Regions from separate parts of the Homo sapiens genome. Here region 1 is linked to region 2. The links are chromatin loops, found by intact Hi-C in ENCODE. Cell type or tissue: natural killer cell. All regions are shown on one strand. Links, peaks and the distances in the headings refer to the core of each region. The heading gives the core; the rest is flanking DNA.

Region 1 (5,385 bases), core at 200-5,199, 130 kb after region 2:
ATTTAAGAAATACATTGGTTTGGTTCCGAAAGGTGGGACACCTCAAAGCGGGGGTTTCCAGGCTATAAGTAAATTTAAACATTTTCTGGTTGACAATTGGTTGAGTTCACCTGAAGACCTGGGGTTAATGCAAAGGAATGTTCAAGTTAAGAAAAAGGATCATAGAGGCTGTGGCGTGGTGGCTTGCGCCTGTAATCCCAGCACTTTGGGAGGCTGAGGTGGGCGGATCACCTGAGGTCGGGAGTTTGCAACCAGCCTGACCAACATGGAGAAACCCCATCTCTACTAAAAATACAAAATTAGCCAGGTGTGGTGGCACATGCCTGTAATCCCAGCTACTCGGGAGGCTGAGGCAGGAGAATCGCTTGAACCCAGGAGGTGGAGGTTGCGGTCAGCTGAGATCGTGCCATTGCACTCCAGCCTGGGCAACAAGAGTGAAACTCTGTCTCAAAAAAAAAAAAAAAAAAGAAAAGAAAAAGGATCATAGAGACCAGGTTTTATTATGCAGAGTGCAGAGGAATCTCTCAGATAGCAGAGTTCAGAGAGAAAGCAGGTTGTAAAATGTTTCTTATCAGACCTAAAAGGGTGCCTGGCTCTTAGTTGATTATCTCCAGGATCTGGAAAGAAAAGGAAAACAAAAGGGAAATGTGGATTTTTCCCACAAGACACTTTGCAGGGCAATTTCAAGGTATGGCAAGGAAATATATTTTGGGGTTAAATATTTTTTCCTTGTCTCATAGTGTTATGCCAGAGTTAGAATGAAAAGTGTGTCACGATATATAGGGTCAAATAAAACCCATTTGATGAGAATTTATGGTTTGTAGTGCATGACTTCCTAGACTCCTTAGGTAGGAATTTGGGCAAAATAAAAAAATCAGAGCTCAGTCTTCAGTTTGATCAATAGTTCTTTTTATAATAAAATTGTAAAGATTATTTCTAAATGCTAGTTTTTATTTTTATAAAGAAACGTATGCTACTATGTACTTTGAAAAAAACACCTGGACTGGGTGCGGTGGCTCAATCCTGTAATCCCAGCACTTTGGAAGGCCGAGGCAGGTGGATCACAAGGTCAAGAGATCAAGACCATCCTGGTCAACATGGTAAAACCCTGTCTCTACTAAAAATACAAAAATTAGCTGGGCGTGGTGGTGTGTGCCTGTAGTCCCAGCTACTCGGGAGGCTGAGGCAGGAGAATCACTTGAACCTGGGTGGCAGAGGTTGCAGTGAGCCAAGATCGCATCACTGCACTCCAGCCTGGGCGACACCGTCTCAAAAAAATAAAAAATAAAAATAAAAAAGAAAAAAACATCTGGAGTCATATACACATAATGTTACAGCAATTATCAAGGAAAGAATACCTATTTGTATGGATTTTTATCTGATCTGATACAGAAGTTTCCAAATGTTCTTGAAACTTGTGAGGGTGTTTTCTTTCATAAAACCGTAAACTTGGTCTCCTTTAAAAATTCCACCTGGAGAGCTACTGATTAACTTGTAAACTTACTGTCCCTTGATACATTTTAAGTGTGTTTCAGTAATGGGATCATAAAAAATTTGCCCTTAGGCCGGGCGCGGTGGTTCACGCCTGTAATCCTAGCACTTTGGGAGGCTGAGGCGGGTGGATCACCTCACGTCAGGAGTTCGAGGCCAACCTGACTAACATGGTGAAAGCACTTCTCTACTAAAAATACAAAAATTAGCCCGGCATGGTGGTACACGCCTGTAATCCCAGCTACTCGGGAGGCTGAGACATGAGAATAGCTCGAAGCTGGGAAGCAGAGGTTGATCGCGCCATTGCACTCCAACCTGGGCGACAGAGCAAGACTTCGTCTCAAAACAAAACAAAACAAAACAAAACAAAACAAAAAAAAAAAGAAGGAAATTTGCCCTTGTGCCCCTTCTTATGAATTCTGATGGATGAGGGAGAACGAAGAGAGGAAAGAGTAAGATAAAAAAAAAAGCCACAAGATGGAGGATAAAAATATTACGGTTATTCTTTTAACTTATCCAGGAACAGAATGAGTAGCATTTTCAGTGTAATGCCCTCACGGTGTATTTCAGAATACTCAGCACCTCCTAACCATTTTACATCTAGAAAGCTCCCAAAAAAAGGCTAATTTGGTTTACTGCCACTTTGGGACGATTCTGGTTCTGGGTGGATTCTGGTTCTGGGACGGAGTTGTTTTCCTTGTCTGTCCCCTCTGGATGCAGTTACGTAGCCATCTAGTGACTGAGTTGGGAATTGCAGCTTCCTTTCGGATTGGGGAAATCTGCCAATTCACCCTGCCTCATCGCAGATGTGGAATGAAAGAAATTCGGTTGGCAAACCTCCTACTAACGGAGAATACCTTAGTGAACCACTTTGCAAGTCCGTCTCCTACATCCTTGTGCAGGCATCTCTTGTGCAGAGCCTTACATTCTTAGATTACCTCACAGGGATACCAAGAGCATAAGATGAAGTTACATAAACCAGAACACAAAAATGTATTTTTAAAAATTACTGTTGTTTTTGTTAGAAAACCCTTTGGAATAGGTCGTTAAAGAGCCTTGTTAAGTGCAAGTCTGTCACAAAATCAGAGATGTTAAAGAAGGCAAGAGGTAAAATGAAAGGAAATTCATGGGGTTGTTATACTTTCATTCATTTATTAACGATATCATTCACTGAGTTTCTACTTGGAGTAGGGTGCTGGGGAAACAAAGATGGATAACACATAAGGGGCACTCTGTCTAGAGGGGAGCCAGACTTGGAAGCAATTTTTAAAAAGTATATCAGAGCAGTGGTGACTGTGCAAAGCACCTGCTTATGCTAGACCTGGGGACACTGAATCCCATTTAGGCAACATGCTTTAAAAAGTACACAGAATCGGATGGGCGCAGTGGCTCACGCCTGTCATCCCAGCACTTTGAGAGGCTGAGGTGGGTGGATTACTCGAGGTCAGGAGTTTGAGACCAGCCTGGCCAACATGGTGAAACCCTATATGTACAAAAAATACAAAAATTAGCCAGGCATGGTGGCGCATGCCTTTAGTCCCAGCTACTTGGGAGGCTGAGGCAGAGGCAGGAGAATCGCTTGAACCTGGGAGGCAGAGGTTGCAGTGAGCCAAGGTCGCACCACTGCACTCCAGCCTGGGCAACAGAGTGAGACTCTGTCTCAAAAAAAAAAAAAAATACACAGAATCAAACAAAATGTGGTATATCCATATCATGGAATATTATTCAGTCTTACAAAGGGAGGAAATTCTCACATGTGCTACAACATAGAGGAAACTTGAGGACATTATGCTAAGTGAAAAATAAGCCAGCTGCAAAAGAGAAAATACTGTATGATTACATTCATATGAGGCACCTAGAATAGTCAAATTCATAGAGACAGAAAGTAAAATGTGGTTTCCAGGGGCTCAGTGGAGAGGCAAATGGAGAGTTATTGCTTAAAGTATAGAGTTTTGATTTGGGAAGATGAAAAAATTCTGGAGATGGATGGTGGTGATGGTAATAGAGCAATGTGAATATACTCAATACTACTGAACTGTACACTTGAAAATAGTTAAGATGGTAAACTTTATGTTATGTCTATTTTACCAGTTTTTAAAAAAGTACACAGAAAGCAATGAGAATGAATCAAGTATAGCTACACACAATATGACATGGATAACTCTTACAATGTTGAGCAAAAGAAGCCAGATACAAAATGGTGCATACTGTGTGATTCTATTGATATAATTCACATGTTAGAAGTCAGGATGGTGGTTACTTCTGGGGGAGGCAGAGATAAAAAAGTAGCATAAACTTCTAGGGTTCTGGTAATATTTCTGTTTCTTGACCAAGTAGTGTTCACGTGTAAAAGTTAATTGCACAGTATATTTATAATTCGTGCAGTTTTCTGTATGTATCTTAAGCTTCAGGTTTTTTTCTTTTCTTTTTTTTTTAAATGGGACAGAGACAAAGTGAAGGGGAATCACCAGGACAGTTAAGGGACTTTAAACATTTGTAGGAAGAAAAGTCGAACAATTTCAGGGTGGTCGAAGTAGTTTGTAGTCTTCAAATATCTGAAGGAGTGGCATGTGGAAGAGGAAGCAAACTTTGCTCACCATACCCAGAGGGGTGATGAGCCAGAGTTAGAGGAAGACAGAATTTAGCTCATTAAAAATGATGCTTCAATTATAGGGTAAGAATTGGATCTCTTAGGAAAATCACACAGCTTCAACTTTGGGACTAAAGGTAATTGGGTATGAATCCTGGCTCTGCCACTTACTTGGATGAATTATGTCACTCAATCGAGTTTCACTTTCTACATCTGTAAAATGCGACTGGTACTAACCACTTGCTGGGTTACTTTCAGGACTAGTGATAATGTATAGCACATACTTTGCCTAGGCCCTGGCCCATAGGAAGTGCTGAAGAAGTAGTAGAAGTTATTTTCAGAAGAAAATGACATAGAAGATGGATTACACCTCAGTGAGGTGTTATGTATTAAAGCATTGGTTCCTTTCAACCCCAAGAATCTATGTAACTTGCCCAAGGTCACACAGCTAATAAAGCCTTCGGTTCCTGATTGGTCCACTCCACTGGGCTGCCTTAGGTGAGAGGATTTCTAGCATCAAGCCGTTGCCCATCAGGGCTAATCAGATAATCATGTCTGTAACAGACCATGAGGGTTAGGATCTTATTCCTTTAAATTCTGACTGTACTCTACAATAGTTCAAAGGGGGAAATCTGGGATGCTGGTTCAAGTGGTAGCCGTGAACAGACAGGTTACGGCTTCAAAGCACCAGGTATTGGGGGTGTGTGTGTGTGTGTGTGTGTGTGTGTGTGTGTGTGGTGTGGTGAGAGAAATTGTTTTAAAAAAAATTTTTTTTTAATGGATTAAGGAAAAAATGTGAAGATAAGTTTAGCCAACTTCACCATTTTTCAGGGTCCAGCTCTTACTGACTGAATAAATAAATCATGAGGCAGAAACAAGAGATACTGCTTTGAAAACCAGTTTCTTCGGCCGGTCATGGTGGCTCATGCCTATAATCCCAGCACTTTGGGAGGCTGAGGCGGGTGGATTGCCTGAGGTCAGGAGTTCGAAACCAGCCTGGCCAGCATGGTGAAACCCTGTCTCTACTAAAAATACAAAAATTAGCCAGGCATGGTGGCAGGTGCCTGTAATCCCAGCTAATCGGGAAGCTGAGGCAGGAGAATCACTTGAACCTGGGAGGCGGAATTGCAGTGAGCTGAGATTGTGCCATTGCACTCCAGCCTGGGCAACAGAGCGAGACTTCATCTCAAAAAAAAAAAAAAAAAAAAAAAAAGAACAGTTTATTCATTTGTAGGCAAAAGCAATGGACTCAATCCACAAAGGTGAGAAAAACCTGAGTTAACACTTTGGCCTAAATTTTCCCA
Region 2 (5,385 bases), core at 191-5,190:
ATATTCATATTACATATGTGTAATACATATATATCTCTATATATATGCATATATATATATTTGTTCCTAACAAAGTCTTGTCTGCTCTAGGAATAGAAAAACTGAAAAACTTTCCAAGTAAATGCCTATTAGATCTTGATTATTTATTTACAAAGAATCTTGCCATCAGATCATTCAAAACTCAGCCTCTAAACCACACACAAAGACGTTAATTCCATTTTTGTGAAATTTCACATCATGAACTCAAAATAAGATATGATTGTTTTTATAACTTACTAGGACACTGTTATTGACAACTAACATTGCTTCAGCACCTCCTTTCTGTGCAATTCTGGCTTTTTCAAGAAAATGGCAGCTTCCCCATGGAACCACAACTGCTTTGCTCTTTATGCCAACAGGAGGAATATCAGAAAGGTTGCATAGTGGTGTGGAAGTCAGATTCATCAAACTAATGGAAGTCTGAAAATAAGAAATGTCTTTTTAACATGTTAAAAATCTATTTCATCCTAAATGCATTCAGTTATAAATACTGCCTTTGGTTATCAATATTGGTTTAAGACAATATCTTTTGAATTAGAAATATTTAGGCTTAGAATTAAGTATTTTAAAATTCCCTATTTTCCCAGAGAGAAAAATACTTGAGAAAAATCAATAATTATTTATTAACAACCGTACATGACAATGGTTCACACAATAAAACATAATTATCAGTCATTCTCACTTCTTCAATATTTTTTCTTTTTTCTTTTTAAATAGAGACAGGGTGTCACTATGCTGACCAGATTGGTCTTGACCACTTGGTCTCAAATGATCCTCCCATCTTGACATCCCAAAGTGCTAGGGTTACAGGTATCAGCCATTGTACACAGCCTTCTTCACTATTTTTTTTTTTCAGAGACGAAGTCTCACCCTGTTGCCCAGGCTGGAGTGCAGTGGCATGATCTCAGCTCACTGCAAGCTCTGCCTCCTGGGTTCACACAATTCTCCTGCCTCAGCCTCCTGAGTAGCTGGGACTACAGGCGCCTGCCACCACACCCAGCTAATTTTTGTATTTTTAGTAGAGAAGGGGTTTCACCGTGTTAGCCAGGATGGTCTTGATCTCCTGACCTCATGATCCGCCCGCCTTGGCCTCCCAAAGTGCTGGGATTACAGGCATGAGCCACCGTGCCCAGCCTCCTTCTTCACTATTTTTATGTTTATGAATAGTAACTGTGATTTACTTACTGCATTTTCTAGGGTACTTGGAAGAGCTGTCCAATAAGGGTTATAAAGCATGCAGTAGTCCTTGGTTGTGCCATTTCCAGACGCATGCAAGATTGCTTCCTGAGCGGCTGTCTAGGAGACAAACAATAACTTTCAAACTTGCAATGTTATGGCTTGCCAACAACTAAGGATTTTAATAAAGCTATTTATATGCAGGGTTGATCACATTTCCTTGAGAGGGATGGTCTTCCATGAATTTGTTTCTTCTTGTTTGAGGAAATAAAAAGGATGGTTAGGAATATTAAAACTATACACAATTGCCCAGCACACCTTCTTTAAGGAAGATAGGTCACTTTCTTAAGGGAGTAACAATTATGACTCTTGTTATAAGGGCCGTACCCCAGGGAGAATTCTTGCTATGATGTAATTTCAATACTTGACAGCTGGAAACTTTCCTTTCCAATCTCCTATGAATTATTACTTCATTGTTTATATTATTTTCTTTTTGACACAGAGTCTTGCTCTGTCACCTAGACTGGAGTGCAGTAGCACAATCTTGGCTCACTGCAACCTCCACCTCCTGGGTTCAAGCAATTCTCCTGCCTCAGCCTCCCAAGTAGTTGGTACTACAGGCGCGTGTTACCATGCCCAGCTAATTTTTGTATTTTTGGTAGAGACAGGGTTTCACCATGTTGGTCAGGCTGGTCTCGAATTCCTGACCTCCCAAACTGCTGGGATTATAGGTGTGAACCACCGCACCTGGCCATTGTTTATATTCTATAAAACAACATGTACTCAAAATCCATCAATCTGTCTTACGTTCCATATTCTACTAGGAACTAGGGTACAAAGAAAAAAAGTACATTATCATTTCTAAGTGCTATCTTTGGAAGAGAACCAGCTGGAACTTGAAGTAAATTATTCTTGCTCATGTTTTCAAAATTCTGCAACTGCCTATTCAAAAAGACCAATCCAGAATTTAAAGTACAGAAAAAGAAAAGCGTTGTCTCATTTCCCACTACCTGGAAAGAAAAGCCAAGAGGTAAGAAGTGATTGGAAAGAATAACTATTGTACCTGGGGGGAGAGGAGAGTATAAAATGAAGAAATATCCAAAAATATTTAGAATACACATCACAATAGATTAAGAGTTCACATCACAATTTCCTTAAAACTTGGCTCAATACAAATCCTTCTCTCGTCCTCTGAGCAAATCTTTTTCTAAACCCGTAAGGAAGGAAAAAGAAAGAATGCTTGGCAAATGTTGATGTACTAAGCTTCTGCCACCAAAGCACATTATTAGATTGAATCACATGACATTGCTGATATTTGACCAATTTTAATCTAGAAAACTGGTAGTTTCATACAAGTCAACGTAAGTTTCTAATGAGTATAGAAATGTTCTAATCCCATGCTCTGTTACCTAAAATGTCCCTTGAACATTTTGGATTAGAGGGTTTATGCCATACTTGGGGCTGCACAGCTTATGGATCTAAGCAAGTATAGGGAATTCATAAAACATGCCATCAGATTACATAGAATTAGATAAGGAAATAAGATGTGAAAAAGAGAAATGTAGTTTTCATTCAGCTATATACTTGGTGGCTATGAATGGATTCTGATAGCAGAGATGAACTAGTATTTTACATTCTTATGATATAACAAACTACATGCTAGGTTACTTTCATGCATTTTTTCTGATTCAATGTCACTGTTTTTACAAACAAGGGCTCTGAGACTCAGACAAGTCACTAACGTAACCTACCTAAGGTCATATAGTAAAATCATTTACAGTTCTAGCTAAAGAAGATAATCCTGCAGATAAACATGAAGGTTGCTTAGATTTAATTTAAACATTTTTGGAAAGAATGCTTCATAAGTGAATTGGGTACTTCTTACTGCATCCAACAAAATAACACATTAACATCATGATTTCCTGCACTAGTGATGCTGACTTTGACGATCTGGTTAAGGTGGTAACCGCAGGATTTCTCTAGTGTAAAGACATGTTTTTCCCTTTATGTTTGATGAGTAAGTAATCTATGGCACCATGTGAACAGCCCAACAGCTTCTTCTCACCAGGATATTAGCCTCCATGATGATCCTTAACTAAATTTAATTTCCCATATCATACTAGGGATTACAAAATGGTGAATTTTTAAAATATTGTCATTCCTTCTACCCTTACTGGCTAGTATCCTTTGTTTTTTTCTTTTGTTTGTTTTTTTGTTTGAGACGGAGTTTCGCTCTTGTTGCCCAGGCTGGAGTGCAATGAATGGCATGATCTTGGCTCACTGCAACCTCCGCCTCCGGGGTCAAGCAATTCTCCTGCTTCAGCCTCCTGAGTAGCTGGGATTATAGGTGCCTGCCACCACGCACAGCTAATTTTTTGTATTTTAGTAGAGACGGGGTTTTGTCACGCTGGCCAGGCTGGTGTGGAACTCCTGACCTCAGGTGATCCACCCACCTCAGCCTCCCAAAGTACTGGGATAACAGGTGTGAGCCACTGCACCCAGCCATATCCTTCTTTTTAAAAGAGCTTTACTCTCTCCCCTACCATCTTTTAGTATCAGTAGAGATGCATTAATTTTTTAAAAATTTCAGTGTGGTATAATTACGATGGTTTGTCTGATATTCAAATTGTTCCAAATTTGGGCATTTAGAACCTCTTATAGCTGGCTCTTTGTATCCTTTATGCAAGACTCATGCCTTTAATCCCAGCACTTTGGGAGGCTGAGGCGGGTGGATCTCCTGAGGTCAGGAGTTCGAGATCAGCATGGCCGATATGGCAAAACCCCGTCTCTACTAAAAATACAAAAATTAGGCCGGGCGCAGTGGCTCACACTTGTCATTCCAGCACCTCGGGAGGCCGAGGCGGGTAGACCACCTGAGGTCAGGAGTTTGAGACCATCCTGATCAACATGGTGAAACCCTGTCTGTACTAAAAATACAAGAATTAGTTGGGTGTGGTAGTGGGCGCCTGTAATCCTAGCTACTCAGGAGGCTGAGGCAGGAAAATTGCTTGAACCTGGGTAGTGGAGGTTGCAGTGAGCCGAGATCGTGCCACTGCACTCCAGCCTGTGCAACAGAGCAAGACTCCATCTGAAAAAAAAAAAAACAACCCAAAAAAACAAAAAACAAGTCTTTGAGGACTTCTTGTTTTTTTGACACAGGTATCCTAGGCTGACCTTGTCCTTTATCTGCTATACATCCAGATCCAGCCATTCCATTAAGCTCCTTGTGGAGAGGAAAGATACCCAGATCAGGATCTGGGTCTTAACTGTGCATGCTGCTGCTCAAGTGGTATAACCTTTTTAATAAAAAATGAGCAGCATCTATCAAAAATTGTAATACATAGAATCTTGTGATTCATATCTACAGATATAGTATGCAAAAGCACAAAAATAAATGTATAAGGATATTAACTGTAATATTGTATGTAATAGCAAAAAAACCCAACTTCCACCAATAAGGTAACTGTTACATTATGATATGCACAGTACACAGCTACTCAAAACAAAGAGCTAGATCTATTTCTAGAAACAGAAGATGTCCATAGTGAGTTTTAGAGTGATATTTATAGTATAATCCTATTTTTATATAATGACCCCTCAAGAAGCCCCTACAATGTATCTGTGCATTTATATGAGCTTGAGGAAAAATGTGGAGAGATACATAAAGAGGCTATTAAAAGAAAAGAACATGCAGCAAATTTTGTGAGGGAGCCAGCATGCCCAAACAAGTTAAGCCTTTCCATGACATTTTAAATATCTTAGTAAAATTTCTCATAGATATTGCATAGCTTCGAAAATTCAGTTTACTACAATAGATATGGTAGAAAGGTTAAGAGCATGAGTTTTTAAATGATAGTACAAGGATACAATGCTAGTTTCATCATTTACTGGTTATGTTACAAGTTTTTTAACCTATCTTAAGTTTCAATATCCTCAGCTTTGAGATAACAATAAACACTCAGACCTCACAGTTATGATAAGGATTAAGTTAGATGATGCAACTGTTTATACATATTAATCTCTTAATAAATATATCTAGCACTTTGCCAAGTACTTATGCAATGTAAAAGAAATACAAAAGATTAATGGTTGGAAGATTAGTGGTTACTTGGGTCCTGGTGGGATGTGGAGATAAGGGGTACAGCTAAAGGACATGGAGTTTCTTTCTCT

What was found. A loop is a pair of places that touch in the nucleus more often than their neighbours do. Peaks named below come from ENCODE experiments on the same cell type or tissue, not always from the same donor. Only the 100,000 strongest peaks of a DNase experiment are listed, where the experiment ranks them.
Region 1: a loop joins it to region 2, with 7 times the contacts of the local background. A loop is called at or near these places in 58 of 110 quality-filtered maps.

The regions. Positions count from the first base shown.
Region 1 is chr15:50,874,883-50,880,267 of GRCh38, forward strand. No RefSeq gene overlaps it. Among named protein-coding and RNA genes, the nearest start is that of AP4E1, 31 kb to the right of the region's middle. RefSeq lists an enhancer at 4,154-4,323. In natural killer cell, for the core only: a CTCF peak has its summit at 2,215; DNase peaks (open chromatin) are centred at 2,239 and 4,319; H3K4me3 peaks cover 343 bases; H3K27ac peaks cover 667 bases.
Region 2 is chr15:50,748,412-50,753,796 of GRCh38, forward strand. SPPL2A (signal peptide peptidase like 2A) reads right to left here. Exons shown (of 15, transcript NM_032802.4): 2 at 1,225-1,335; 3 at 277-459. Among named protein-coding and RNA genes, the nearest start is that of SPPL2A, 15 kb to the right of the region's middle. In natural killer cell, for the core only: no CTCF peak of the experiment used is centred there; a DNase peak (open chromatin) is centred at 3,180.